Regions from separate parts of the Mus musculus genome. Here region 2 is linked to region 1. A link is a loop called in an ENCODE intact Hi-C map of the cell type or tissue named here. Cell type or tissue: left cerebral cortex. All regions are shown on one strand. Each heading gives the region's core, and the rest is flanking DNA. Links, peaks and the distances in the headings are about the cores only. Region 1 has its middle 92 kb from the start of Gm39311. Region 2 holds the start of Dpy19l1 (dpy-19-like 1 (C. elegans)).

The links. A loop is a pair of places that touch in the nucleus more often than their neighbours do. Peaks named below come from ENCODE experiments on the same cell type or tissue, not always from the same donor. Only the 100,000 strongest peaks of a DNase experiment are listed, where the experiment ranks them.
Region 2: it touches region 1 in a loop (2.6-fold over the local background); 2 of 42 quality-filtered maps call a loop at or near these places.

Annotation. Positions count from the first base shown.
Region 1 is chr9:23,665,820-23,681,676 of GRCm38, reverse strand. No RefSeq gene overlaps it. Among named protein-coding and RNA genes, the nearest start is that of Gm39311, 92 kb to the right of the region's middle. In left cerebral cortex, for the core only: a CTCF peak has its summit at 6,653 (motif pointing left); DNase peaks (open chromatin) are centred at 5,712, 6,664 and 10,845.
Region 2 is chr9:24,495,732-24,511,588 of GRCm38, reverse strand. It overlaps Dpy19l1 (dpy-19-like 1 (C. elegans)), which reads left to right and starts at 8,449. Exons shown (of 23, transcript NM_001359948.1): 1 at 8,449-8,750. The coding sequence starts at 8,459. It overlaps LOC115487153 (a long non-coding RNA gene), which reads left to right and starts at 9,056. Exons shown (of 2, transcript XR_003948106.1): 1 at 9,056-15,621. In left cerebral cortex, for the core only: CTCF peaks have their summits at 6,957, 8,335, 9,726 and 11,604; DNase peaks (open chromatin) are centred at 8,293, 8,879, 9,826, 11,682 and 3 more places; H3K4me3 peaks cover 3,309 bases; H3K27ac peaks cover 1,748 bases.

The sequences.
Region 1 (15,857 bases), core at 3,066-11,065:
CCTAATTAACAAAATCAGAAATGAAAAGGGAGACATAACAACAGATCATGAAGAAATCCAAAACACCATCAGATCCTTCTACAAAAGGCTATACTCAACAAAACTGGAAAACCTGGACGAAATGGACAAATTTCTGGACAGATACCAGGTACCAAAGTTGAATCAGGATCAAGTTGACCATCTAAACAGTCCCATATCACCTAAAGAAATAGAAGCAGTTATCAATAGTCTCCCAGCCAAAATAACCCCAGGACCAGACGGGTATAGTGCAGAGTTCTATCAGACCTTCAAAGAAGATCTAATTCCAGTTCTGCACAAACTATTTCACAAAATAGAAGTAGAAGGTAGTCTACCCAACTCATTTTATGAAGCCACTATTACTCTGATACCTAAACCACAGAAAGACCCAACAAAGATAGAGAACTTCAGACCAATTTCTCTTATGAATATCGATGCAAAAATCCTCAATAAAATTCTCGCTAACCGAATCCAAGAACACATTAAAGCAATCATCCATCCTGACCAAGTAGGTTTTATTCCAGGGATGCAGGGATGGTTTAATATACGAAAATCCATCAATATAATCCATTATATAAACAAACTCAAAGACAAAAACCACATGATCATCTTGTTAGATGCAGAAAAAGCATTTGACAAGATCCAACACCCATTCATGATAAAAGTGTTGGAAAGATCAGGAATTCAAGGCCCATACCTAAACATGATAAAAGCAATCTACAGCAAACCAGTAGCCAACATCAAAGTAAATGGAGAGAAGCTGGAAGCAATCCCACTAAAATCAGGGACTAGACAAGGCTGCCCACTTTCTCCCTACCTTTTCAACATAGTACTTGAAGTATTAGCCAGAGCAATTCGACAACAAAAGGAGATCAAGGGGATACAAATTGGAAAAGAGGAAGTCAAAATATCCCTTTTTGCAGATGATATGATAGTATATATAAGTGACCCTAAAAATTCTACCAGAGAACTCCTAAACCTGATAAACAGCTTCGGTGAAGTAGCTGGATATAAAATAGACTCAAACAAGTCAATGGCCTTTCTATATACAAAGAATAAACAGGCTGAGAAAGAAATTAGGGAAACAACACCCTTCTCAATAGTCACAAATAATATAAAATATCTTGGCGTGACTCTAACTAAGGAAGTGAAAGATCTATATGATAAAAATTTCAAATCTCTGAAGAAAGAAATTAAAGAAGATCTCAGAAGATGGAAAGATCTCCCATGCTCATGGATTGGCAGGATCAACATTGTAAAAATGGCTATCTTGCCAAAAGCAATCTACAGATTCAATGCAATCCCCATCAAAATTCTAACTCAATTCTTCAATGAATTAGAAGGAGCAATTTGCAAATTCATCTGGAATAACAAAAAACCTAGGATAGCAAAAAGTCTTCTCAAGGATAAAAGAACCTCTGGTGGAATCACCATGCCTGACCTAAAGCTTTACTACAGAGCAATTGTGATAAAAACTGCATGGTACTGGTATAGAGACAGACAATTAGACCAATGGAATAGAATTGAAGACCCAGAAATGAACCCACACACCTATGGTCACTTGATCTTCGACAAGGGAGCTAAAACCATCCAGTGGAAGAAAGACAGCATTTTCAACAATTGGTGCTGGCACAACTGGTTGTTATCATGTAGAAGAATGCGAATCGATCCATACCTATCTCCTTGTACTAAGGTCAAATCTAAGTGGATCAAGGAACTTCACATAAAACCAGAGACACTGAAACTTATAGAGGAGAAAGTGGGGAAAAGCCTTGAAGATATGGGCACAGGGGAAAAATTCCTGAACAGAACAGCAATGGCTTGTGCTGTAAGATCAAGAATTGACAAATGGGACCTAATGAAACTCCAAAGTTTCTGCAAGGCAAAAGACACCGTCAATAAGACAAAAAGGCCACCAACAGATTGGGAAAGGATCTTTACCTATCCTAAATCAGATAGGGGACTAATATCCAACATATATAAAGAACTCAAGAAGGTGGACTTCAGAAAATCAAATAACCCCATTAAAAAATGGGGCTCAGAACTGAACAAAGAATTCTCACCTGAGCAATACCGAATGGCAGAGAAGCACCTGAAAAAATGTTCAACATCCTTAATCATCAGGGAAATGCAAATCAAAACAACCCTGAGATTCCACCTCACACCAGTCAGAATGGCTAAGATCAAAAATTCAGGTGACAGCAGATGCTGGCATGGATGTGGAGAAAGAGGAACACTCCTCCATTGTTGGTGGGATTGCAGGCTTGTACAACCACTCTGGAAATCAGTCTGGCGGTTCCTCAGACAATTGGACATAGTACTACCGGAGGATCCAGCAATACCTCTCCTGGGCATATATCCAGAAGATGCCCCAACTGGTAAGAAGGACACATGCTCCACTATGTTCATAGCAGCCTTATTTATAATAGCCAGAAGCTGGAAAGAACCCAGATGCCCCTCAACAGAGGAATGGATACAGAAAATGTGGTACATCTACACAATGGAGTACTACTCAGCTATTAAAAAGAATGAATTTATGAAATTCCTAGCCAAATGGATGGACCTGGAGGGCATCATCCTGAGTGAGGTAACACATTCACAAAGGAACTCACACAATATGTACTCACTGATAAGTGGATATTAGCCCAAAACCTAGGATACCCAAGATATAAGATACAATTTCCTAAACACATGAAACTCAAGAAAAATGAAGACTGAAGTGTGGACACTATGCCCCTCCTTAGAAGTGGGAACAAAACACCCTTGGAAGGAGTTACAGAGACAAAGTTTGGAGCTGAGATGAAAGGATGGTCCATGTAGAGACTTCCATATCCAGGGATCCACCCCATAATCAGCATCCAGACGCTGACACCATTGCATACACTAGCAAGATTTTATCGAAAGGACCCAGATATAGCTGTCTCTTGTGAGACTATGCCGGGGCCTAGCAAACACAGAAGTGGATGCTCACAGTCAGCTAATGGATGGATCACAGGGCTCCCAATGGAGGAGCTAGAGAAAGTAGCCAAGGAGCTAAAGGGATCTGCAACCCTATAGGTGGAACAACATTATGAACTAACCAGTACCCCGGAGCTCTTGACTCTAGCTGCATATGTATCAAAAGATGGCCTAGTCGGCCATCACTGGAAAGAGAGGCCCATTGGACACGCAAACTTTATATGCCCCAGTACAGGGGAACGCCAGGGCCAAAAAGGGGGAGTGGGTGGGTAGGGGATTGGGGGTGGGTGGGTATGGGGGACTTTTGGTATAGCATTGGAAATGTAAATGAGCTAAATACCTAATAAAAAATGGAAAAAAAAAGTAAAATGATCTCCTCTGCTCACAGATTTGAATACTTAATACTGTGAAAATGAAAATCTTCTTTTGTTTTTGTTACCACTCCTCCTGAAATCTCTGCCACCTCTCCCCTCTTAGCTTCTCAAAATTTCACCCTTTCTAACTTAAAAACTACTTCATAAAGTCTTTTAAATCCTTCCACAGAAATATGATAACTTTCTCCTATATATTCTAGAACATTCTCCTTTTCTGCTTGGTGTTTCCTTGGTGTTCCTTGTCAGGAGTTATAGCTACTCCTAGAGTTGCTGAAGTGTCTTACACTACGCCTGTTGAGCAGAATGCTCTAAGTAGGTTCTCTTATAGTGCCATGAGACTGTAAGAACACTGGGGTTACTTACTTTGTCATTTTCACTCAAAAGTATTTCATGATTTGAGAAATCTATATACTGTATTTTGATCTTGCTCACTACCTTCCCCAGTTTCCTCACATTCTTACCCAATTTTGTGTCTTCCTTTTTTAAAATCATCAGGTTTAATTTAAAATAATTTTTTAGATTTATTTATTTAACGCATATGGATCTTTGCTTGCATTCTTGGGCCTCACGTATGCCTGGTGCCCATGGAAGTCAGACAGGGAATTGACTCTTCAGGAACTGGAGTTACACATGATTATGAGCCCCCGTGTTGCTGCTTGGAACTGAACATGTGTCCTATGCAAGAGTAGCATGTGCTCTTAATCACTGAGGCATTCTCCAGTCTAGTGTGTGCTTCCCATATGTTCTTGGGTGTAGAGCTATTCACTGCATTCACTGTTGTACCCATGGTCAACATACCATGGGTACAAACTTAAAGAAAATTGACTGCTCCCTCTTCTGAAAGCTGTCAATTACTAATATCTCCTTTAGGAGGATTTCATATACACTTCCCACCTTCATGGTGGGAGTTTTGCTGGCTTAAGCTTGTGCAGGTTTTGTACTTGCTGTTATGACAGCTGAGAGTTCATATGTGTAGGTGCCCTATTATGTCTGGAAAACTGTTTCCTTATAGTCATTGACCACTTCTGGCATATATGATCTTCACCCCCTCTTTATGAACCTTCCAAGAAGGGTCCCATTTAGGACTGAGCATTTCTCAATCTCTTACTCTATACATATTGACCAGTTGTAGATCTCTATATGTTAATCAAAATCTTATAAATAGGAGCTTCTTTTTCCAGAGTTGAGAGATACATTATTCTATGGATATGCACAAAGTCTGATAAGTCATTAGGAATTGTGTTACATTATGCCCATTGAGCAGAATGCTCTAAGTGGGTTCTCTTTATAAGAGAAGTTTCTCTTTATAAGAAGGGCCTGCAACGTGCCCACAGGTTCTTGGCTCCAGTAACAGTGGCAGATATGGGATTATGTTTTGGAATAGTTCTTAAATCCAAAGGGAATAGTGGGATAAAAAAGAAGTAAATGGTGTTGGAGATGGGGGTGGTGGTCTAAAAGAGGGAATACTGAGAATAATAGCAAACATAAAAAGAATTCCTGAAAAAAAATCATAGGAAAACCTTCTCCAAATAAAAAACACATACACAACTGATAGAAAACATGTCATTCTTGTCTTTCTGGTCATGGGTTACTTCACTCTCAATGATTATTTCCATATCCACCCATATACCTATGAATTTTATAACTTTCATTCCTTGATCCAAACAATGAACTATGTTCCATTATGTAACTATATCACATTTTTGTTACCCATTCTTCAATTGATTCAGTTTCTTTCCTACTATAAATTCAGTAAAAACGAATGTGGATGAGCAGATATCTCAATAGTAGGATATGAAGTCCTCTGAGTACATGTTCAAGAGAGGTTTATCTGACTCATGGTAGATCCATTCCTAGCTTTTTGCAGAACCTCCATATTGATTTTCATAGTCACCATACCAGTTTGTATTCCCACTACCAGTAAATAAATGTGTTCCTTCCCCCACACCCTCCTCAGACTTTGTTTTTATTTCTTATTTTGATCTTAGCTATTCTTAGGTAAGATGAAACCTCAAAGTAGTTCTAATTTTCATTTCCATGATGTCTAAGGGTATTGAACAATTTTTAAAATGTCTGTCCTTCCTGTATCCTAATCTCCTAGTCTCTAGCCTACTTCCCTGTGTTTCACACATTTGTTTTTGTGTCCCAGATGTTTTCTCCTCTCTAGCCCTACTAACCCCCAGCAAATTTCTACATCAGACGTTGATTGATATCATCCACACTCATACCCCTCTGGTTACCTTCCACCTGCCCCCACTCCCACCTCTTCAAAAGGAACCCTGGATGGGTTTAATTTCTCCACTGATACTAATTACATGTCTCCACAAAGACAAAATACCTACAATTTGTTTTGGCTTAACTACATCTTTATAACTGATTGCTTTAAATAGGTGTTAAATTTAGGACCATATTCTCAGTTACAGAGAACAGTGGCATGTAGGCATAGCTCCCCCACATGAACCAAATCTGACATTCCAAAAGAAAATGGAAAAACACAGCTCAGCTACCTTGCTGCCTTGCTGTCTTGCTAAGGTCGTAGGCTCATAGGCTCCAAGAAACAAAAGTTGTCTTAAGTCTCTCTCTCTCTCTCTCTCTCTCTCTCTCTCTCTCTCTCTCTCTCTCTCTCTCTCTCTCTCTCCCCCTCTCCCTCCCCCTCCCCCCCTCTTTCTCTTGCTGTGTGTGTGTGTGTGTGTGTGTGTGTGTGTGTGTGTGAGAGAGAGAGAGAGAGAGAGAGAGAGATTATATACTATAGCTCTTGAATGTAAACGCTCCAATTCTGGCCATAAGCTAAAGGTACATCACTATTGGGAGTCATGGGAGATACCTTAGACAAGGTCAGAGTCCAAAGCTTCTTTGCTGGACAGGTCACTACTTTGGTGACTATGAGTGGGGACTGCTTGAAGACGCTGGAGGAGGGAGAGGAAGACACAATAGAAGAGAGAAAGGTAACAAGCATGACCAGCAGTGCCCAGAGCACTTTGAGTCAGATAGCTACAGAGCAGAGCTTCAATGCTCAGGGGTTCAGGAGCAGCAGGGCAGGGCTGCTAGGTCCAGTGCTGCAGGAGGCTGCAGGGCATCTTTATCTGCACTTTGAGCTCCTGCCTCTCGCCTTCCAGGCACGGAATGCTACCCTGCAAAGTCAACACTTTATTTGAATAACAGTTACACCCCGTCCTAAGTGCTTCTTTAAACGAGAGTGACATTTTAAGCAAATTTTGTTAATCAAGTCCCACTCCTTGCATGAAGGAGGGGACCAGATCAGGAGCTACAAGGCAATCAAGTCAGTTCGAACCTTAGGAGGATACTGTGGGCCAGTCTCCCCCTGGTGGACAGAGAGCGGCCCCTTTCACTCCGAAAAAGGCTTCATCAGAAGCAGAGTAGCTGTCTCTTGTGAGACTATGCCGGGGCCTAGCAAACACAGAAGTGGATGCTCACAGTCAGCTAATGGATGGATCACAGGGCTCCCAATGGAGGAGCTAGAGAAAGTACCCAAGGAGCTAAAGGGATCTTCAACCCTATAGGTGGAACAACATTATGAACTAACCAGTACCCCTGAGCTCTTGACTCTAGCTGCATATGTATCAAAAGATGGCCTAGTCGGCCATCACTGGAAAGAGAGGCCCATTGGACACGCAGACTTTGTGTGCCCCGGTACAGGGGAACGCCAGGGCCAAAGGGGGGGAGTGGGTGGGTAGGGGAGTGGGGGTGGGTGGGTAAGGGGGACTTTTGGTATAGCATTGGAAATGTAAATGAGCTAAATACCTAATAAAAAATGGAAAAAAAAAAAAAAAAAAAAAAAAAAAAAGAAGCAGAGATGAAATCCAGGCCGGAGCTGAGGAGGCTCCATCAGGAACAACGCCTGGCTTTCCCACGAACTAAACTGAGTCGCTGCTTGAACGTTCACTTGACAAGCAAACCTAAAGCGGTTCTTCTTTTCCCTTTGTCTTTTCTTTTTTTCTTTTGTTTTTTTCCCCTATTTTCAGGGGAGAGGTCCTGCTAAGAATTGATCCTCAAACACATGTTAGGCAAGCATTTAATCACATACTTATATACGATTATGTAACAAGCTAGATATAGTTCTATCCCAATAATTCATCACTGATTCTTTGAATATGTCTAATGTGTCTCTACAGTGGAGAGAAGTACAAATAAGATGGTTTTACAGGGCTGGTTTCGAATATTTGAAGTCCTTTTTGTGGGAGGAGGAGAAGCAGGAGGGACGAGTGAGAGATTAAAGAAAGATGAGCCCTTTTCATAGACAAACTGCATCCTGATGTCATCAACCAGTGCATCCACAGTGGCACATCAGCAATCCAGCCAGCAGACTCAGGTCCCACAGGATGTTGTGGGGTTTGTATCAGTGTTCTCTGCTGTAAATACCCCTGTCAACCAGCAGCCTTGCTGCCCACCCTCTGAAGTCTGAGCAGGCATCCTCTGCTCCAGGTCACACTTCGCACAGTCTCCCTGGCAGATTTCCTGGCTTTCAGGGAAGCTCCAGAAACTCTGGGAATAAAGCTCCCAAAAGTGACCCTGAGGTGTATGGAAAACATCTCAGGGGTGCACACACGCACACAGACGCACAGTATACATGGGAGTATACTGGCACGTGGTACACACGGGTCACACTGGCACACAATACACACAGGTGCATACTGGCACAACAGTAAACATGGGTGCACACTGGCACACAATACACATAAGTGCACACTGGCACACAGTACACATGGGTGCACATCAGCACACAGTACACACAGGTGTACACTGGTACACAGTATAAACAGGTACATATTGGCACACACAGACAAAAAATACCCATGGGTGCACTCTGGCACACAGTATACACCAGTGCACACTGGCACACAGTACACACAGGTACACATTGATTCAACTCACAGGTTTGCACATTTCTCTTTCTAGATGAAAGCCTGAAAACTGGAATCCATCTAGTTGTCAAAGTATCTGTAACTCAAGGAATTTTGTATACCAGTCATGAAGACTCTCATTCCACTAGTAAAACAGGTGACAGCAGTAGCAGCTGGGCTGAGCAGCCAGAACGCTTAAGTTCAAACACCCTGGGTTCCTTAGAAAGGCAGCTGCATCTTCCAGCCTCAACTTTCTCTTCCATAAAATGGGAATAACACACAATAATAATAATAAAACTTAACACATTGAATTAATATATTAATGTGGTATGCAATATGCTTAGCAACTTGCTAGACACATGTTAACTGTTCAATAAAGTAACAAAAAAACAGAGAAGCTGTGGAATGTTCCATTTCCAAAATGACAGTTTGGGCAGCTTGTATCTCTTAATAATGTCTTAATATTTTAATATGAGATACAGGCTTGTTGGTATCTTTTCAAAGAAAGATATGTGATCTCTTTGGAAATTTTTAGCATGGACCTACATGGATAATGAATTATATTACAGCATTATATAGTTTTGAAGTAAATAGAAACTTGAATTATTATACAACTGATTTCAATTCATAGGTTAAAAATAGTGCAAATGAATTATGAAAACTTGGCTTTCTGTGAAATTCACATATTCTATTCACCTTTTAATTTTAGGCTAATTCTATCAAGGCACCTGAGTTCCTTTTAAGCTTTCTTATTTTTTCTCTTTTCTCTCTCTTCCTTCTTGTTCCTTTCATCTTCACCCTCCTCTTCTGCCTCATCTCTCTTTATCTGCCTGCATTTCATCAAATTCTCCAAGGTTTATAAAAGAAAATGCCAAGAGGCTGCCTCTGTGAAGAGCATCACCCTGCAGCCAGATTGCCAGAGGGCTCTTTCCCAAAGCCAGTGTTGTCTGTTGGAGACACGGTGCATCCCAGGCTTGTACTGCCTAACTCAGTGCAGAAGTGTGCATCACAGACTTTTTCTCCCTGTACCATTGGATCAAAAACTTCTTGAAGATGAGAACATGGTCTCACATCTGACAGAATACGACAAAATAATATTTTATGAGGAAAGAGAAGAAGACACAAAGGTATTGAAATGTGGCGCATTTTTTTTTTTTTTTTTTTTTTTTAGTAAGTCCAAGCTTTAGAATCTCCAGAGGCCCTGGAAAGGGCATTGTGCATACTTGATGTTCCTTGCTCCCCTGGAGTCCGCTGAGCAAACTGTCTAGGATCAAGAATGGTAGACATGAGCTGTGAGAAAAATAATTCCAAGTCCTTTGACGACTAGGAGAGAGGACTCCAGAACTTCAAAAGGCCATAAAACACAGTGACACAAACCTAGAAACAGTGTGTGGCTGGATTTTTTCCAAAGAGTAGGACACAAGGACTTGGCTCCTAGATAGGTCCCGAGACCTCCACTTGGACCACAAGAGAAAGCAGAGCAAGATGTAGCCAGGATCCATGTTCCCAGGACATGAGGGATTGTGGTCAGCCTAGTTCTAAGAGTAGAAATCAGATATGGCATTAGGGGGTTCCCTTCCCTACATGCTCTATGCACCCCACTTCTGGCTGCTAAAGCCATTTTTTAAACCTTCCTTCCTCACTATGCCTTCTCTGAGGCCATGATAGGTAGACTCATTTTGACCAGTGCAATAACTGAACCAACAAATTGTATGAGCCCGTTCTTCAACAGTGCTGCAAGAATAATCCAAAAGTGATCCCTGGGGTGTTCCTGTGTCTAGACAGAGGATTCACAGATCTAGGGAGGTTTTTAAAGAGTCTTTGACTCATAAAAGGTGAATGATGGCTGGTTTAGGGCCTCTAAATTCTCCCCTTCCCTGTGAGTCTGTCCAGGATTCACTTTTAGAAGAAAGAGTCTTTGGAATCTACCCCTGGACTTGAGCTGTTCACAAAAGATATTTCCTTTCTGTCATAGACCTGCAGCCTTAGACTCTGGTCCCTCAGAGGGTACTTTCTGAAGTGACTGAAAGTTCAAAGCTGTCACCAGAGGATGCTGGGATTCTGCAGAGTCAGATGCCTGAAAATTCTAAAGGAGAAGAAATAATTCACTAACCAAAGAGAGCCCCTGGGGCGCACAGACCATTTGACCAGCAGAGCTCCCTTCCTATCCCAACAACAGGATCTGGAGGAGAGTCCGGGTAATGAACTGAGGATCATTAGGAGACAAGGGCTACTCACTCTTTCTCGATCAGGTTTTGATCTTAAGAGAAGGCAGAAAAAAAAAAACTGCCTTATTTTTATCTTTAAAATATCTGGGGACTAGCTTTGCAGTCACTGCTGAGAATAGGCAAGGAGTTTGTCTTTTTGACCAAAGGAACTCACATCCCAGAACAAAGGACTGCCATAGCGATTCTGCTGTTCAGCAAGAGAGTTTACAGAGAGTTGTTTGAGGTCCAGGGGTTAATTAAACACTAAGAGTTCTCTGCAAGTAGCAGTGATTTATTTTCTGTGGAGCTTCGATCTATTCTAGCTTGTAGCAAATTGCACATGTTGCAGAAACACACAGGAGCCCGAGAGCGGCAAAAGCAGAAGCAGGCTACATGCTACCAAGGCTTTTCTTCTTAACCAGGAAGCAGCCTTTGAAATAAGACAGTATCACTTCTCCATCCTTCCAGTCCCTGCCGAAACGACATTGTAATCATAGAAGGCTGTGGCCTAATGGAGGAAGAGAGGAAAGGTGGAGACAGAGGGTGCTGACTATGAACTAAAAGAAAGCACCTCAGGAGATGCTGGGCAAGCCCCTGGGGGAGGCAGTGCTGGTGGTCTGCCTGGCAGCCAGCCCCTCCTCTCCAGTATCGGGAAACCATGGGATTTGGAAACATTAAGAAAGAAAGAAATTCCCCAGCTGTTTCAGAAAGATCACAAAGCACAAAACAAAACAAAACAAAAACCTCCCAAAAGATGCCAACTCTGAAAATCTGTGCACTAACTGCTTTTGCCTTTCTTCCTTCATTGCTCATGAAGCTGAAATAGGATGCTGAAGCAGCAAGCACCAGGACACAGGTGTGGGAACAAAATTCCACACCAGTGCACCAGGACACAGGTGTGGGAACAAAATTCCACACCAGTGCAGCTAGTGCTTAGGAGTTCCCTAAGCCAGAACTCCTCCAAAGTCTTTTCTCCCCAGAAACATCTCCATGACTGTGGTCCTTTCTCTGACTTATCTCTGACTCTAGCTGGCTCCTGACTCAGGCATGCATTGACATCTGCTCTGTGCTGGAGATTCTCATTTATCTCTCTTATCGGAGTTCAGTTTCGTGCTAAAAAAGGCAGTTATCATGCACTCTCTGTTACTCTGTTGAGCTCCATCATCTCCACTTCTCCTTCTGCTAGAGAGGATGACCAGACCTCAGCCATGACTGTTGCTTGTTGAAAGGTGGTTAAACCATGTGTTTATGGATTCATAACGTTGAGTGCACACTCTGACTTGATGCTTTGAATCCAAAGATTAGAGCCTTATACTTTCTGAGTCTAGTTACCTCATCCTTAAAATAGGGTTGATGGTTATCTATGTAATTTATAATGGTTGTAAGAGGTAAACTCTAGGGCTGATGGCAGATCTTTCCCTGTACCAGTTCTTTAGAGAGTAAGAAGACAGCAAATGCTTTCTTTACATTCCAGGCAGGAGCTTCTCTGCTGCCTTCCTTTTGTTTTATCTGCCAGTATTAAAACAGAGATCATATGTGTTCTCTGCAGTCATGGTTTGATGGAAGGCTAGGACACCAGTCGTCTCTGCCCTCCTCCTTAGAAAGACTTGTGTTTTTCATCCAGGGTCCAATGCAATGTTTGAGTCTCATTTCCTGTCCCTGTAATAAAAATACCTGGCAAAAAGAAACTGGAAATGGGAAAGGGCTTATGTTGGCTGAGCGTTCCAGGGTGACACAGTCCTTTCTGATGGGGAAAGCACAGTGGCAGAAGAATGAGGCCAGCTCACTGCATCACTCTGCATTGGCAGTCCTAAAGCAGAAAAAGAACAGGAAGTGGGGAAAGCTCTAAAACCTCAAAGCCTACACCCAGTGACGAACTTCCTCCATCTCCTAAAAGTTTCCTAAGTTCCCAAGTAGCCCCAGAAGCTGGCCATCAAGCGCTCAACACATGAGGGATAAGGGCCATTTCACATTCAAAATCACATTGCCATATCAGGGAAGTTGAGGGGCGCCACCTCAGTTGCAGACAATAAGGTAAAATAAGCTGTGAATCCACTGCATCCAGTAGATTATTTTAAGGTTTATAAAGGATGAACAAAAGAGTATAGAATTCAGATCAGCAAAGGCAACCACATAAAAGTATCCCTTGAAATGGACTTTGAAAAACAGGTGAAACTATAATCAGTGAGAAATGGATGGGAAGGCAGCCCAGCCAGGAGATAAGTCACGAATGTCAGAGGTGGAAAGTGCATATCCAGTTCCCGGGATCAAGAGCAAATTATATCTAATCCAAATGGAGAAGAGAAGGCTGGGTTTCTGTCCTTTGTGTGTCTCTTTCTATGTAACTGAATGTCAGGAAATGGCCTTTTTGGTAAAATGGAAGACAATTGGACAGAGGTTGGAAAGTCAGCCTTGTGGCCTAGAACCATAAGGACTTGCTTGTGGGAAGCGGTGTGGCCACATGGGCCTAGATGGTGCCCTGGCCCATTGCCAGGCCCCATGAACCCCACGTGTTTACTGCCTTGCCGGAGCATGCACAGTGAGGCTGCATGCATGGGTTGCCAGCCAGGCTGGACTGTTCCTGTGACCAATCTGAGCTCATGCCTGGAGCGTGTGTGATTTCTGATTGGATGAGGTGGGGTGGAGCGAGATAAGGTCAGTCGGTGCGAGTATAGGAGGGTTGTCAGTTGCCCTTGCCCTTAGTGGAGAAAGTTGTAAGTAAAGCTGCAAGAAGGACAGGGGAAGAAGAAGCTGCTGGGGAAGAGAGCTGTAGAGAAAAAAGCCACAAGTAGAGAAGTTGCTGTGTGAACCCTCCTTGGTGTCCGTGTGGTTCTTGTCTCCACGGGTTGGAGACTGCGGAGGTTTGCGGCACTTACTGTATTTTCCATGAAGACCATTGTATAGTATTATATGGACCACTAGTGTCCATACAATCATATGCCTCTCTCTCTCTCTCTCTCTCTCTCTCTCTCTCTCTCTCTCTCTGTGTGTGTGTGTGTGTGTGTGTGTGTGTCTCTCTCTGTCTCTCTGTCTCTCTGTCTGTCTGTCTGTCTGTCTCTCTCTCTCTCTCTCTCTTTCTCTGTATGTATGTGTGTGTAGAATATGTATGCAGATAGTATACATTATATCATTTCTGCACATAAATTTAATGTATGTACACACATAATTTTATACATGCAATATGAAAACATACATACAGGTACCAACATTTTTTCTCTTCTTTTCCATAATTTAATCTTTTACTCACTTTATATCCCAATCGCAGTTCCCCCCTTTTCCCCCTCCTCACAGTCCTCCCCTTACAAATTGGTCCTCCCGTTACCCTTTCCCCTTCTCCTCAGAAGATGGGAAGCACGTGTTGGGTACCACCCCACTGTGGGACATCTAGTCCCAGCAGGAGTAAACATATCTTCTCCCACTGAGTCCCAACTAGAAATCCCAGGGAAGGGGATCCAAGGGCAGGCAACAGAGTTAGAAACATCCCCAGCTCCAATTGTTAGGGTACCCACATGAAGATGAAGCTGTACATCTGCTATAAATCTGTAGGGGGCCTAGCACTTTGGTTGGAAATTCAGTCTCTGTGAGCTCCCATAGGCCCAGGTAAATTAACTCTGTGGCTCTTCTTGTGGCATCCTTGACCCCGCTGGCTCCTTCAAGTCTATCTCCCACTCTTCCACAAGATTGCCCAAGCTCCACCTGATGTTTGGTTGTGGGTCTCTGCATTTGTTTCTATCTGCTGCCTGAGATTAAGGAGGCTACAAGGAGTCCTAGGGTGATTCTAGCTGAGATTTCTACCACTAGGGGATATATAGACTCAAGAGGTTACTTCCTATAGCCAGGCAGGACTTCCAGTAGAAGGAAAGGTTATCAACCCACACACAAAAGCTTCAACTCAAAATTTGTTCTGCCTACAAGATGCACAATGATAAAGATAGACCAGAGACTGAGAGACCAGCCAACCGATGTCTGACCCTACTTGAGACCCATCCCATGGAAGATGCCCAACTGCTGACACTATTAATGATACTCTGCTATGCTTGCAGAGAATTACTTTTTTTGTTTTGTTTTGGTTTGGTTTTTTAAGACAGGGTTTCTCTGTATAGCCTTGGTTGTCCTGGAACTCATTTTGTAGACCAGGCTGGCCTCGAACTCAGAAATCCACCTGCCTCTGCCTCCCGAGTGCTGGGATTAAAGGCGTGTGCCACCATGCCCAGCTGAGAATTACATTTTAACTAGGTTCTTCTGCATTGGTCTTTCATTTGTAAGGTTAGAGGAAATTGAATTTTTTTGTTTGATTTCTATGTCAAACATGATCAGAAAATAAACACAATTTTCAGTAGGAAAGAGAACTAAAAACTCATAAACTCTTTTCTCAGTTTTCATTAATTTTCTAGTATTAAGTGACATAGTCTTAATACAGGCAGCCCAAGTTTAGAATAAGCAGAGCACTAAAAACAAAACCAAAGGGATACTTCATTCTTTTTAACACTTAACACAGTGATACCAAGAAAAACATGACAATGGAAATAACACTAGCTAAAAAAGAGTTTACCTATAGTATAAATATCATATACTAAGATTGCTTTATCAGCTTTTCCAAGAAGATCCATAGAACCTTTAAAATTCCAGTTTAGCAATTCTCAGAGATCCCTGCCCCGCCCCCAGAGTAACAAATCACGGCCAGGGTTTTGACCTCCCTTGTTATTTTTTCACCCTCATCCTTATATCTACCCAGTTGGGTCATTTCTGTTTCTTTGGTGATGGAGTAGAGGTGGATGAGCTGACATCAAATTGCCTAGCATCCTTGCCCATCTCCGGCAATATCCTTGCACATTGCCTTACCTGCAGCTTGTAACATTGCTCTTTACCAGAGTCATTTTGCAGTGTTATTCACTGCTTATGTAGAAAGAATATCAGTGAGTTAGAGACAACTAAGATAAAAAGGAGTCACATCCATATCCTTATAGGCCTTGATGAAGAATTTAGCATTGTTCTAAAAGAATGAAGCCACTGGAGGTCTTCAGCAGCAGCAACAAGAGCTCTTAAGTAGGTCACAGTTTATATTTGGCACAGAACTAAGTGGAGTGAAACAGAGTAGAAACAGCAGACCACAGTGGAGTCACATGCTAGTGTCACAGGCACACATGCATAATAATTTGCATTGAATTAATTACTTTCTGTGTCACTATGACAAGACAACTCATTAAAACAATTTAAAGGGGAGAGATTTACTTCATTTCCTGTGTTCAGAATGATTTCAGTTCATCCTAGGGAAGATGGCACAGTTATTCCTTCCATTATACTGGGGGTATCAGGGAGATTCTGTTTAAGTGGCACACCAAAGGAAGTAGAAAATACAGATTAAATAAAGGGAAAGTATAACCTACAAAGTCGTTGCCCCGTAGCCAATGTCCACCATCCAAACATTACCTCACAAA
Region 2 (15,857 bases), core at 4,178-12,177, 830 kb before region 1:
CAAACAAGACCTCATATGCTTACGAAACAGATATGCACTGTTCATTACTGGTAAGATTATTACAACAAATGCCCAAGATAGCCAACTTTTTAAGAGAAATATTCATTTTGGCTTATGGTTTGAGTGATTGCAGTCCATGATTGGCTAGTTGTGTTACTGTCGGCCTATGGTAAGGGAGTATACTTCAGTGGAAGGCAGGATAGAGCAAAAGTGTATACTTTGTGCCCAGGAAGTAACTTGGTTGCTAGGAAACATGATGCAGAAGATTGAAGGGTAGTCAGAGAAGATGCAGAGACCACTTTGGATGTGTTTGAAGGTTTTGATAGATTATAGGAGAGAAATGACAGATGTTGATGGGCCAGATGCCTAGGATTATAGATTGATCAATTTGAGGAATTACAAAACGGAAGAATAACTTCCTGGATTGGGGGAATGCTTACATGCTCAGGTGAAGACACTAGAGAAAACATGGGTTGTGATTTGGGCATTTGCGGCACCAGGGGAAGTTCTAGTACAAGTATTGAGTGGGCAGTGATGTATTTGGCTCTGCAAGTCAGAGAGGGGAATTGAGGGCATAGGTTTAGATATGTGTAGCAAAGAATGTGATTATTAAGCTTAATTGTCAGTATGAGTAGATTTAGAATCCCCTAGTAAACTGAGGTACATGTTAGGGTGTTTTGTGTGGGTGTTTACAGAAAGATTAATTGAGGGGGAAACATATCCAGAGTGTCTGTTAGCCTGATCCCATGGGCTGCAGGCCTGAGTGGCTCTCCTTTCTCCCATGACCTGGCTGCCATTATGCAAACAGCTGCCCTCTGCAACACACTTCACTGTCAACATATGTTGCTAATACAAAGTCAGAACATTGCCTGGGGAAAATGGCATAAAAAAGAGAAGAGGAAGCTTTCAAATCCTGGGGAAATGAGTATTTGTAAGCAAGATGTACTTTCAAAGGAGAACAAAATAAAAGCAGACAAAGGAATCTCAAATCCTGGGAGGGTGGTTCAGAGGGACCACAGGAAGTGAGTGACCAAGTGTGGTAGAGAAGAGAACCACAAGATGCCATGGAGGAGAAGACCATGGGAAATAAGTGATCAGATGCTGTGGAGGAGAGGACCTTAGAAAGTGAGTGATCAGATTCCAGGGCAGATGGAGACGTGTTCCTATGAAGCTGATAATGTGGAGGCTACTAACACCTTGGCAGGAGAAGAGCTGTAGAATATTATATGTGAATGCCAGGGTTCCAAGAGCTTGGGAGGAAAATAAGGACACAGAGACGGCAGGTAGAAGAACTCTACTGAGAATATTTATGGGTAAAGGAAGAAGAGGATGGTGCTATTGAGATACTGCTTTGAAAGGGAGATGCTACTTAAGATAGGAGATGACTGGCCATGCTTGTGACTGTTGAAATCACCAAAAAGAAGCAATAGTGAACCAAGCATCTAGTTGATAGTGGATAGAGTGAGACACCAAGATTGTAGGATGGTATAGGCTGTCCACTAGAAGAGAGGTTGGGCATGTAAAGGAGCCTTTCTCTCTTTTGTGAAAGGGAAGGAGACCAAGCGTGACTCTGGAAACATAAGACAGTTCCTTGTAGACGTGTCCGGTGGCTCCATGGTGTGGGTGGAAAATCCCTCTTGTATGAATGAGAAGGTTAGTGACACGTACACCTAACTATAAGACATTAGGAGATGCTTTTTCCACTTGCTTTGGTGAATGGGGTCAGAAGAATGTAAAAGATAGCTGTTAGTGATAGAACTAAGGATCCATAGGGATTCCCAACCTTCTAAGTTGTGGCATTTCCCCAGCATTCCTTACAAAGATGGATGTGGATCTCAGAGCTGTACAGTGAAATTATCCTATGTGGGTGAGATGGAATCAGGCAGGGAAGGGAAGTAGAATTCCACCAGAGTTGCAGTGGTGGGCCTACCACTGATTCAGAGTAAGAGACAATGAGAAGCACTAGATTGGATAACTTGGATTGTACAATACAAGGCAAAGGCAGATGGGGGCAGTGAAAAGGTACATGAGGAGGGTGTAAACCTGGGTAGATAGATGGATTAGGGATGCTGGGGCCTGGAGAAGGAGACAGAAGGAACCGAGAAGCCTGTTTTTCAGAACTGTGAGGACTTGGTAGGGTTTGCTACAGTGAGTTATGAGTGAGGAAAGGAAGGGCCATCTTGAAGGACAAGTACTACAGATAGGGGGGTTCAGAGGGGTGCTGAGGGGGCAGAAAGGAGCTCTGACAAAGTACAGTCATTGGATGTATGAGCCCACCATAGAAGGTTCTAGGTGGAGATCATGGACAAGGGCTGAATGTGATGGGAGCCAACTGGAGATCTTGGAGAGACTGTGACAAGGCTGAGTAAAGGAGTCTCTCCGGTGTTTTCCTGGAACAATTTTTTATTGCTGTGACGAAATACGTGAGATAAGTTAAAGGAAGAGAACTTTGTTTTAGCTCATAGTTTCAGCCTGTAGGCATTTGTCTCAGTTGCTTAAAGGGGAGGTGAAGCAGAACACCTGGTAGAAGCACGTGGGAAAAGGACCCAGCCTACCTTGTGGCTGTCAGAAAACAGAGGAAGGGCTAGGGATCCCACTGTCTTCTTCAAAGGTTATGTGGAGATATGTTTGACCCACTTTGCTCCCAAATACTTATGTTCTATAACCAGCCCCATCTCCTAAACACTTTAATCCCCCCCAATAGTGTCACTAGCAACAACTATGCCTTCAACACATAATCCTTATGGGGACAGTTAAAATCAGAATTATATCGTTATGTACCTGGCCCTGAAAGCTTCCTGTCAATCTCACAAAGCAAAGTGCATTCAGCACTTTCCCAAGAGCCACCAAAGTATTAAAGTATCCAGTATCGTTCAAAATCCAATCCAAAGCCTCCTTTGAGATCTAGGGGAAATTCTTAGCTGTGGACAACTGTTAAGTTGTTTAAAAATAAGTTACATACTTCCAACATACACTGTCACTGGACAAACATTCATGTTACAAAGAGAAAGAAAAGAATATCAATAATTCTGGTCAACCCCCCAGTCAGAAAACATTAATTTCTATAGTAACAATATCCTCTCAGTCATGCCCCTACTTCCAATATTACTACTATCTGAGAAATCAAGCCCTTAACCTATGACCCTTTGAGAGACAGGGACACAACTGGATATAGTCCTATGTACTGGTGATATTTTGTGAGAATTAGTTCTAGTTCTCCTCTTTGTCTGGGGGCAAGTGAGAGGAAAGCTTGAGATTCTGGTAAAGAGTTAACAAAAACATGCTAGATACTAGCAAGTTCTGGTCCAAAGAGGTTAGCAGTGGATCCTTGTTTTCCATTAGTCCCAAGACCATTATCAATATGGACGAGTCTCAGAATGTTGGGTGCTGTCTGACCCAGGCAGATCTGAGAGCACACCGAAAGTCACATAATGGGCTGTGAGTTCTGAACATTTCACAGCCCATTCATAAGGTAACTCATAATCAGTCCCTTCTGTAAAGTTTTGCTTTTATTTCCTCAGATGAAGTCACGAAAGTTGTACCCAAGCTGTGCAAATACATGGCTTAGGCTGAGCCCAGAGTGTTTCCTTCTTGGTTCTAACTTCTCCTAGGCCTAAGCCTGGAAGCTTCTAGCCTCTGTACAATCTAATTTTCCAAGTTGACTGATTCGATTCAGTTTCTCTAGGCTTCTGACTAAATTGCTCTCCCTGGCCTCATACTGACTTTGGCACTATGTTCTAATCTTCTTGATCTTCCTTATTCTCTGACTCATTCTGCCTTATCTGTGTCTAGCTTTCTCTCTCTGTATTCTGTCTGTAAGAATGCCCTTGTAAAACTACCATACCCACCCACCACCCTCCACAAACTTTTTTCTTTCTTGCTGCTCTAAAGTAGTCTCTTTTCATTTGCTGTTCTCATGTGAGTTGGCTGTATCCCATCTCTCACTCAGTCTATCAAATCTTTCTCTGATTCATCACTTTGTCTGCCCCACATCACTTTCAAACATGACTGCTTTCTTCTACAAACTGACATTACCTTCATTGTTAGGGATTAAAGATGTGTACATAAAGCATGTATATATTCCAGCTGGGTCATATCTTTAGATATGAACTCTTGCCAGAGCAGCCATGTTACTGGATTAAAATTCCTCTACACATTCCTTTATTCCAAACAGGATTTCAGATGGCCATATTAAATCTACCAAATACAGGTTTCAGAAATATGTTCTCCCTGCTTACTGTGATTCTTCCACATTCCTTCCTACTTACAGAAAAAAAAAAAATCTATGCCTAGTCTACATTTCACTTCCCTGTGAAAACTCCTCCATCATGCCAGCCGTCACATCTTTTTAATTTAGCCCTTATGTTCTAAATAATACACTTTGTTATGTGAGCATATTTTGTTCTAGTTTATTTTGCCTCACCAATTAAACCTTATGCTCTTCCAGGATAGAGATTTGACATATGAATCTTTAATGTTTTTAATATATGCTAAGGCACTTGGGACCTAGTAAGCCTTCAATAATTGGAATTATACTTTAGTTTAATGGACATGCACTTCTGCCATAGAGTGATTGTCTGAGTGCTATGACTAAGCCTAATAATAAACTCTCTGGGGAACACTCATGGGGGCAGGAATATTTTAAGTTACAAGGTCAGAATCAAGAAAGGCACAAGATAAAAAAAATATAAAAAGCAATAAAGTAGCAATTTATATATTTTCTCCCCACTTTAGAGATACATTAAAGCAAATACAATGACAGGCTAATGTTGGAGCTTTGCCTGAAGCCAGTTGCTACACAGATAGATCTTTTGTACCAATTTAAGTTTCAGTGAAGTGACAGGATTATTCTGGTTCCTGTCTTGGTAGAAGCAGCTGTTGAGCCAGGAAACCAGAATCTGGAACTAACTTTAGGGCACTTCTTTAAAATAGAGCTCAAATGATCTTGCTGAAGAGAATAAAAATTAGCACCAGAGACTCCACATTTGTCTGTTACCTATGAATAGGAAAACAGTGGGGTGGAGGGAGGAAAAGGCATTTGAAAGATCCAAAATAGAGCCTTAAATGATAACACAGAGGAGGCCAATTCCTAGCACGCCCCCCGCCCCCTCCCGCTTACTTTCTTCATTACTCATTACTAAGTTTTACCTTTCTGGATTACTTGTCTTGCTTTACGATTTAATACTTTTAATCTTCATTCTATGTCTACTTCATCTTTATATCATCTACCACTTATTCTTATAGGTGCACACAAAGTGTCTTCAACACATCCATGGGCAAAGTATAGTTTTATAGTGAGAATTGGATTGGTGTTTTGTTCAGGAATCAGCCTTGGAACATTTCTTGAGTAGTAGTAGTTCTTTTTGATTCCTGGCTTAGATTCTTTGTCTCAGGCTAGTATTCTATAGCATCGCAGTAGGAATTATCTTTCTGGTATACCATTAAAGCATAGAAAGCATACTAAATTTAAAGTCATATATGCCAATACTTAATTTAAAGTCATTGTAGCCTTGTCTTAATTCATGTGAGTGTGCACATATAACTTTTTAAAGATTTATTTCATTTGTATGAGTACATGGTCACTGTCTTTGGACACACCAGAAGAGGGCATCAGATTCCATTACAAAAGGATGTGAGCCACCATATCGTTGCTGGGAATTGAACTAAGGATCTGTGGAGGGGCAGTCAGTGCTCTTAACCTCTGAGCCATCTCTTTAGCCCAACATAATTTTTTATTAATTAAGAAGTAGCTTTTAGTTTGTCAGTTTTTAAAAAAATATCAATCACTATGTGGTAGGCACTGGTCTAATAATACAGAGACAAATAAACTGTATTCCAGATCTTCTAGAGTTTTAAAGGTTAAATCAAGTCTGGCATATTCTCTAAAGACTCCATTTTCAGTTCTACCACTTCCCAGAGCAAAACATCCTCCCTCTGAGGAGCAGGGCACCAGGAGTGGCCTGCTATTGTATCTAGGCTTAGTGATTCATGAAATGGATATTACTTTGTAAAGCACCTGTTGGAAGCAGGGTCAGTGAGTGATTCAGGTCAGATCTGAGAAACCTGACACCCAAGGAGTCGAGGACCATTAAAGTCTAGGGTGGCTCTTGATTTCCTGCCTCCGCTTGTGAGCCATCTCTTGGCTCAATTCTAAATAAAAATTCTTCTTATCCCAGAGAGGGGGAAACGGAGATTCAAAAGGTGAAGGGTGTGAAGAGGAGAGTCGTGCCAGGCATCAGAGCAGGGATTCCAACCTGGGTCTAGAAGAAACAAAAAATGAAACCAAAAAACAAAACCCAAAACTCAAACCAAGCACCATCCCCCTACCCCCACAGTTCACACTTCCCTTACTTGAGGTTTCCTGAGGGTGCATCACAGGAGAGGAATTAAGATCTACCGGGTCTGCCCCACCCATAAGTAGTCCTTTTCTAAGTCAACTGAGCAAATTTTCAGCCATGTTCTGAGCTTGGGTCAAAGCTGCAGCTAAAGATGACTACTAGAGAGATTTGGTTTCTTCCAGAAACTCAGGTCATGTGGAGAATGTTCAAGAGCTAGGAACATCATGTTTGATTATGCTGTTTCCTGTACTCATCCATTCATTTACTGAACAAGAAAATCATCTAACAGAATTGTACCAATTAATCAGTCGCCCCTCCCCCACCACAAGTTTTCCCCCACAGAGCCCAGAAAGCACTAGGAAACTTTTTTCTTTTTGTACACACTTTTAATTTTTCTCATACAGTATATTTTGATCATTTTTCCTCTCCCTAATTTTTCCCAGAACCTCCCTATCATTCAACTTCTTACCTCCCAAATCTTTTTAAAATACCACTCAAAAGCACAAAAATGAAACCTGGAACAAGCAAAAGATCAGTACAACAACAACAAAAATGTCAAAGTAAAACAAAAACTCCACAAACAACATAACCACAGAGTTCGTTTTTTTGTGTGTTAGCCAACTACTGGTGGGCCCAAGGACTGCCCTGGATTGTGGGTGATATAACCAGTGACACTCCATGGAAAAACTGATTGGGAAGCATGCCCCACATCTCAGGGACAAGCAATCCAATACTGTAGCTCCGTGTGTCTTCTAATTAATAAGTATGCTAGTGATGAAATTACTGTTATTGTCTTTGGCAGACACTGAAGTAAATTTCTTTTAATCTGGTAGGTTATAAATTTAGTATCAACCCTAGAAATAACACTCTATCAACCTGATACCTTATTTCACAATATAAGCCCCTGTATGACACTGTCAATCATTTTTTTAAATAGAGGTGTCTTAAACAGTTGTTCCTTGTTTTCAATACATAACTTAATAATCAAACTCAGGAAACTTACAAAGTGTAATATAGCGGTGAGTCCTTTAACAAAATCCATTCTTTGTGCCTGAGTTAATGAATGCTCATATTAATAAAGTCGTGAGCAATAGAAGCCAGAGCCTCCTGAAACCCCTGTAATTACTGTGGAGAAAAGTGAAACGATGTGCCTTGATTTCCAGCATCCAGACTTTTTGGAACAAGCTCATTTGGACAGGAGCCAAGAAATAAGTCTCGCTGCTGCAATTCTCCAAGGCTTTGTGCAAATAGCAATGGGCTGGAGGCAAGGAAGGTTAACTTGGAACATATTCTTTTTTTTTTTTTTTCTTTTTTCTTTCCCTGGGCTTCTTCATTAACTCCTACATCCTGCTATGAGAAAATTCGTTTTCAAGTGTCACATCTTTTAGCCGGTTTCCATACTTTCAGTATACATGAGGTAAAAGTAACACGTGGATAACCTTCCCTGACAGGCCCTTTTCATTTATGACTTGAGTTTGGGTTCCTACCCAGGCCTTCAGATTACATCCTCGCTCCGACCTACCGGACACTTATTTGAATACTCGGTCCACTCCCTGCTTCTCATCCTTGAACCAGAAACCTGGCTGTTCTGAGTGGCGAGGTCACACTTTTACCCCGTTAGTTTCTTGCACAAGCCTAATGCACAGAAACCCCGGAGTGTACCCACGGCGCCGTTCCGTGGCCACTAGGTTCCCGCCCCGCGCCACGCCGCCTCACAGCCAGATCCCCGGTTCCCGAGGGCGCACTGCCGCTTCCGGGAGGTCGTCCACGCTACTCCCCTGGCCGCCGGTCCCGCCCCGCTGGTAGCCCGCGCGTGCGCGCTTGGCCGCTGGAGCGCGCCCGGGCGCGCGCGCCGGAGGGGCGGGGCCGCGCCGCTCGCAGTTTGTCCCCGCCTCCGCCCCGCGGCGTTCCGTTGTCGCCCTGGCAACCCGAGAGCGGCAACGGCGGAGGCGCGGGAGTCCGGCGCCGCCTCTCGGCCGCCACGCGGTAGGCAGCGGCCACACGGCCCGCGCTGTCCCCGCCTCCCGGCCCGCCCTCGCCGGCCAGAGTGAGCGACCGCCAGTCCGCGGATCCCGGCCGCCGTCCGGGCGCGCGCAGCTAGCGGGCGCGACTATGCCAAGATGGTCCTGCAGGCGCGGAGCAAGCACCGGGACGCGGCTCCCAGGCCGCCCCGGTCGGCCCGCTCGTCGCCGCCGCCACTGAGCGGGGCATCCGAGGTGGACGCCGGGGAGCTGGGGTCGGAGCGCACGCCGCCGTCGCCGGGGCGCAGGGGCGCGGCGGGCAGGAAGGGACCCCGCGCAGGGACCGCCGCGCCCGCCCCGGACGGCCTCGCGGGCCGCCTGGCGGCCGGGCTGCACTGGGCGCTGGGCCTGCGGCGCGGGCGCGGCCGGACCTGGAGCACGCTGCTGCTAGGTGAGCCAGTTAGCAGCCCTCTCTGACTTTTCCCGGGACGCTCCTGCCTCCTCCCTACTCCTCCCCGCTCCTTCCGGGGCTCAGCTCCACACATCCTCTGCCCCGCGGTCCGCCCGGGCTTTTAAAAACATGGCCCCGAGATCAACAGCTGCTCGGCTGGCCGCGGGCGGGCTGGTCCGCGCCGAGGAGACTGGATTCTGCCTGCATCCACAGTCCACTCTTTACCCCTGGCCCAGCCGCTACTTCGGAGGATGGTTTGCTTGGTGATGCGAGCGATTCCTGGAGCTCGAAATACCCAGGTTTCCTGACTTAGAAAGTTGCCAAACTTATAATTAAATTTTAGCGTGCTTTTTCCCTTCTTGGCCGCAAACACTGAGGGTGGCACTTCGTGGTTCTGTCACTTTTCAGGCTGCGTCGTGTTTTGGATGCCCAAGCTTTAACCTTGCCTGCTGGCATCTCTTTACCTTCTTCCATGCACCAAATGGATGGGATGTAACTTGTGCCTAGAAGAAATAAAGTTGAGGCATTTACGTGTGGACTATCTTCTGGGTTCGTTTTCTGTGACTTTGTCGGATAAGGCAAGTTTATAGAAGTTGGATTAATAGGCCTAATTTTAACAAGCCCTTCATAAGGATTCTGTGATATTTTTGCCACGATGGGATTTAGTTGTTGAATTATGTAGTGATATTTTCTTACTATCTTTTCCCTGTTGCTTAATGACCTCTAAGAGTTTGGGGTGCTTGAAGTTTGGGGTTTAGACAGACAATACAGCAAAATCAGCCTTCCTGTGGGGCCAGCCTCTTCTGCAGCTGTATAGTTATTGAAAGCCAGTCATGGCTGTGTGTTTGTGGGTTCAAGAAGGCTGGCATCGTTACTAGGATTTTTTTTTTTTAAATACTTGGGTCAAGATTTGGCAAATTCATTATTTTCATCATTCCCTCCTTCAGCAGCTAGCTTGAGAACATGGCAAGTGTACAGGTTAAATCCACCTTGGGGAGGCAGCGTGGTACAGTGGCTGAGGTTGAAGGCACTCAGCACTGGTGCAGAGTGCTTGATTTTGGTTTAAGTCTCACTTTGAGGGCCTTCCTTCTGTGTTATATGGAGTTATCCCATGCCCTGCTTACCCAGGGATGTCCTGAAGAGCAATACCAACTCCTTGGGTGATGCATGTTTGTACCCAAAGCATTTTACAGCATCAGTTCCTATGTAAAAGCAAATGCATAATCCTGATTTCTGATCCCACGGCAGAAGAAAGCTCCAGCGTTTGTGAACGGCTAGTACAAACAGCAACTGTAGTAGAGTAAGGGATGACACTGTTTATTTTAGGGAGAGACAATAATAGATTTTAAAGGGTCCTGTTCTTTTCATGTTTTGTGGTACAGTTCCTTTGGGTTTGCTTATACTGGATGGCTTATATTTGGGTTTACTAATGCCCTTGCAGAAATACTGTTTTGTTCAATGCAGGTGGGCAGCATTTCTCTTGACTTGCTCTTTTTGACTTTGTGAGTGGAAGTACAGTGAATGTGGCAGGCCGTAGTCTTAGGTGTACCCTGGATAGAGGTCACCAAGGGTGGGAGTTAGGAGGAACACCACAGTCTCTGTCTTCTCGCTTGGCCATCTGCTGTGAGACCACACAGCACCTGGAGAGAATGAAGGCTCTGCTGAAGGATCAGGATCTGGTGTCCTTGGGTCAGTTCTGGCCCTGTACTCTCAAGGCCGGTATCCATAGTGATTTCTTTTGTACCACCATGTTGTGGAAGCTCAGAAAGCCACTGACCCTGCAGAGGGTCAGCAATTTCCATGTTTTTGTAGGCTGTGTAACTAACTACATTTCCTCCGATTGATTTCATCCCCCGGTGTGTGTGAGAGTTGCATCTCAGGGTGGAACTTTTAAAATAACTCCTTGGTCTTAACATGGTGAGAGGTTTTGCTAGTCACTTGTTGCTTGAATTACTTATAGCTGCTCAACTCTAAAAACTACATATTAAGCTGTGATAAAATGGCTTTATTCGTATTTTATAATAAATTTCCTAACTTGGAGTGCCATTACAGCAGCACATGTTAGAACTGGTTAGAGCTTTTCTTCATGTGTGCTGGGCACTGATAAGTCACTTGCCAATGTAGCTCTTCCATTGTTGGGCAGTGATGAGCATTACCTGTTTTAATAAGTACGTTTGATTTTCTTATATGTGAACATTGCTACTTACTTAATGGTGATGATTAAAGAGGCTCAAATTGTTTATTTTTAGTAGTTTCAGTTCACTTGCTCCCAGCTACAGGAGACAGTGGCGGAAGAAGAACCTTGAAAATGTTTTTCAAACTTTCCTGACCACAGAAAATAATATACATTGCCTCTAACCTGCTCCCACCATAGGAAGCTCATCTTAGCCCATAGATATGTCTGTATAGATTTCTGTGTTGAGGCAAGAAGCACTAATAATTGAGCTATCTTCAGAGGTAAGAACAAGGTTGAGAAACCTACAAAGGGTGTTAAGGCCGTGGACAGTAAGGCTCTACTACTGGAGAAGAGTGAGGTGTGGAGAACTGGCTCTGTCAAGATGTGTGCTCAGCTGCGCTTGAGGGAGCCCAAGAGGAGTTACACAGCCTTTCCACACTCTGGTCTCCTGCTTGTAGTGACCTTGGAGGCTACTGAAACAGGCTGTAGAGTCAACCTCCTGGGACTGGGGTCAAGGCCAAGAAATGATAGACAGTTATCAGCATGGTTCCAGTTCATATTGTCTTTCAATAAGTTCTTTTTTCTTCTTTCCCTCTGTGCTGGTTAATTTTAGCTGTCAATTTGACACTGCTTTAGAATTACCTGGGAAGAGAGTCATAGGGACTATCTATCTCTTGGCCAGTAGGAGGTTGTCTTTACTGTTGACTGAGGGAAGAAGACCCAGGCAGTTGTTTGCTGTGCCATTCCACTCCCTAGGCAGGGAGAGAGGAGGAAGCTGGGTGAGAACAAGTAAGCGAAGATGAATGCCTTGCTTCTGTTCTCTGTGCTCCTCTGTGAGTGTGATGCCCTTGCTCTTAGCTGCCTTCCCCGCAGTAATGGGCTGTAACCTGGGATTTCAAGCCAAGGGAACCGTCCCCTCTCCCGTGTTGCTTTTTGTCAGGATATTTCACAACAGCAAGAGAAATGAAACTAGGACTTCTGTACAGGCCATGCCTCTCTTCCCATGCCTGCTTCAAATTTGTTGGGCTTCCGAGCCAAGAATTTAGCCTTTTAACATTTAGTTTAGAAAATGTGTAAGATGAGAGATTTGCATTAGGCCAGCATTTCTTAACCTGAGCTGTATACTGGAGCTATCTGAACCCTTAAAATGAACCACATATCAGATGACTTAATTGTGTATCTAGGGGTGTGAATATGGCAATGGGGGAAGTGTTGTAATAGGTTTTTTTTCCCGCCCCCCGTAATAGTGCTTAGTTTTTGGTGCTGGGAATTGACTTTGGGGCTTCATGCATGTTAAGTAAGTCCTGTATCTCTGAGCTTTTTGAAGCACATGAGTATCCCTGGGAAATGGAATTTTCATGGCTGAAGTCTACTGAAACTGTATACCCCAACTTTTATTTATTTATTTTTCATTTATTTACTGTGTGTGCACACCCACACACATGCATGCATGTGTGTATATGTGCATGTGTATGTGCATGTATAAATGTATGTGTGTGTATATGTATGTGTGTGTATATGTGCATATATGTATGTGTGTGCATGTGTGTGTGTGTGCATATGTGTGTGTGTGTGTGTGTGTGTGTGTGTTTGTCACAGTGCTTGTGTGTCAGGATAGCTTGCAGGTATCAGTTCTTTCTTACTGTGTGAATGTCTGGACTAGAACTCAGGTTGTCTGGCTTCCACTGAGCCTTCTGCTCTGCTCTGCCCTCTTTGTTGAAATAGGCACAAGAACTATGCAGTTGCTACAGTTCCCATAATCTTTATTGTTTCCTCAGAGTGGGGACTATTGGTTGCAGTTGCCTGAATGAGACTCATCTTTCTTACACCTACCTATGTCCTCCACCTTATTAAAAGAAGGAGGAAAAGTTCTGGTAGTTGGAGAGGGCTCTGTTTCAGGGTGAAAGTGAGAAAAGTGTGTATTGAACATGTACACAAAACATGCTAGCAGTCCAGGGCTGTAATATAAGATGCCATTTGTAAAAATTGTTAAAAGTAACTAGTGGTTTGAGTAAAAATGGCCCCGATGGCCTCACATAGTTAAATGAAAATGCATGGGAGTGGCATGAATCTTTAGGGAGTGGCACTGCTTTAGAGGGATTAGGAGGAGAGGCCTTGCTGAAGTAGGTGTGGTCTTGTTGGAGGAAATATATCATTGAGGATGGGGTTTAGGGTTTCAAAAGCTCAAATCAGGCCCAGTGTCTCTTCCTGCTACCTGTGGATCCAGATGTAGAACTCCCAGCTCCTTCTCCTGCACCTTGTCTACCTGTAGGCTATCATGCTTCTTGTCATGCTGACAGTGGACTGAACTTTCTAGCTGTAAGCCAGCTCCAGTTAAATGCTTTGCTTTATAAGAGTTGCCATGGTCATGGTCATGGTGTCTCTTCACAGCAATAGCAGTGACTAAGATAGAGGTTATGTCACTTTCACACTTCCAGCCTGGTTCCCGTGGCAACTGCTTGAGCTTCATGATGTTTTGGGTGGGACTGTCCTGTGCTTTGCACAGGGTTTAACAGCATCCCAGGTTCTACCTAGTGACACTTCTCCAGTGGTGGCAGCCAGAATGCTTCCCAAATACTGCCCAATGTAACTGGGGAGGCAACCGCCATACTGAAACTACTCTTTCAAAAGGCTTATGAGAGCCTGTGACTAGCCAGGGACAGGAAGGAAGCCTAGAGAGGCAGAGAGCTGAGTCTGGCTGGGCACTGGGACCTGGGATGGGCCATCAGGGTTGTGGTGTGGTGTGGTGTGGTGTAAGCCACCTGGTATTTCAAAGCTGACCTGCATTGGAAGCCTGTTTCTATACTCAGAAGCTGTTTCAGCTCTCCCCCACTGTATTATTATTGCCTTTTCTTTAGGATGGGGATAGTAAGTGCTTTGATAGAGTAAAAGAATAATTGAGATAATGCATGCCAAGTAGTATGTGTGGTTTCTTTATATTCTCCATGTGCCAGGTGCATCTGGGAAAAATATAGACAACAAAACTGTACTCCCATGGAGCTTAGATTCTGGAAGTAAGAAGAATATATGACTACTAGGTGGTAAGAACGTTGGAGGAAAGGAAAGGCTTCTGCCTTACAGAAAGTGAAGCAAGGTGAACAGATAAAATCCCAAAGCCAGGGAATGTCCACGTTAGCAAAGCCAAGAAAAGCCATGGCATGGTGGCCTGTGCTTGAACTTTGCTCTACGGTGAAGACGCAGTGGCACCTACCTATCTCAAGGCTGAGCTGCTGTGAACTGTGAGGATGACAGGGTGCATCCCAAGGGCGAAAGGGAAGGGAGGAGCATGTCGGTCCCCCTGTCATGGAGAAAAGCTGGGTGTATTCCCGCAGCAGTGGAAAGCCCCTAAAGAGTGTTGAGCAAGACAGGGTCATGTGTACATTTGAATTTTGAGAATTCTGTGCTAGAAAAATGGATTGAGGCAATGCAAAGACAAGGGAGACCTTTATCCCCACCCTGAGGTGGGGCTCTGCCAGGGCCCTCACAAGTTGCTGGCGTGAATAGAGGGCATGGATGGCTGTGGAGATGGTAAGAAGGGGATAGCTTTTAGATGAAACTGGTAGAACTTGGGGATGAATAGATCTGGGTGTGTGGGAAAGGGAGGGATTGTTTTCTAGGGGAGACAGTGGAGACTGGAACAGGAGAGGTTTGAGGGAGAAGAGAAAAGATTGTTTCCCAGACACAATGTTCTTCAGGTATTTGTGGGATCTCCAGTTGGAAATGTCTAGAGGTTCTGACCGGAATAGGCAGTGGTAAGTTTCCAGCTATCAGGTGGTATTTAGTCAGGGTTAGTTGACTTTGTACACCACAAACATACTGGGGTTGGGGGCAGTGCTGTGAATGAACTCATTTAACAGTAGCTTGGGCCTGACCATGGCCTTGTGACTGTCATAGTTACTAAAAAGGGGATCTGAAGCACATAGGTGCTTAGTTCCTTATGCAAAGTCCCTCCTGGAATTTTTAAGGACAAGATTCGAAGCCAGGCCTCATGTCTTCTGAGTTCACTTTCTTAACTACTATGGAGTGTCTCATCCAGTGAGCATGCAGCAAGTGGACACATAGAAACCCCCCCCCCCAGCCTGTTCTGAGAAACCTGGGCAGTTTGAAGGACAAGCGTCTGCCTTGATCAAGGCAGAAGAAGTAAGGAAAAGGAATTATATAGAGAGAGGGATATCAGACTGGAGAGGAAGCAGGTTAGAGCTTGGGCTGTAGGAGGAGAGAAGCTGAAGTGTGAAATCCAGGAAACATTGGCCCCTCCTGTGCTGATTTTCAGGCAAGAACTTGGACCCAGCCTAGCAAGCAGCTGTAAGGGTGTGCTTGTGTTAATTACCGGAATCCCATCAAAGCCAGAGAAAAGATGGAAATTTGGGGTTTTGAAACCAATTTCTCTCTTTTTAAAATAGACTTCTGGTTAACCCTTAAGAATATTTAGAATCACCTAAATATGCCTTATTAATAAGGTGCTCTAAATATGCGGTCTCTGAACATCAGGTGCTCACAGGCACTGAAGCTGCAGCAGTGAACCTTGTTAGTATAAGGCTGTATTCCTTATTTGTGATTGCTTTTGTCAATAATATGAAATCTAATTTCTCTCTCTCTCTCTCTCTCTCTCTCTCTCTCTCTCTCTCAACAGCCTCATCCTACTATGTTGTATTAGTGTCTCTTAATGAGTGTGAAGATGCATTAATGTCTTTTGTAAGTTTATTAATGACATTTACATTTCATAGACTACAGAGCTTTATTATTTACATATTTCTTTCTAAACTTATATTTTGGGCTCATCTTTTACCATTAGCTGAGATTTACCATTGGGACATTTCTAGGAGATAATTTGTTACTTTTCTTCATTCCAGTGCTTACCAGTAAGTAATCAGAACTAGTAAAGTCTCATCCACTTTCAGATGCACACCGTGAATCCCATGAGGAAACCA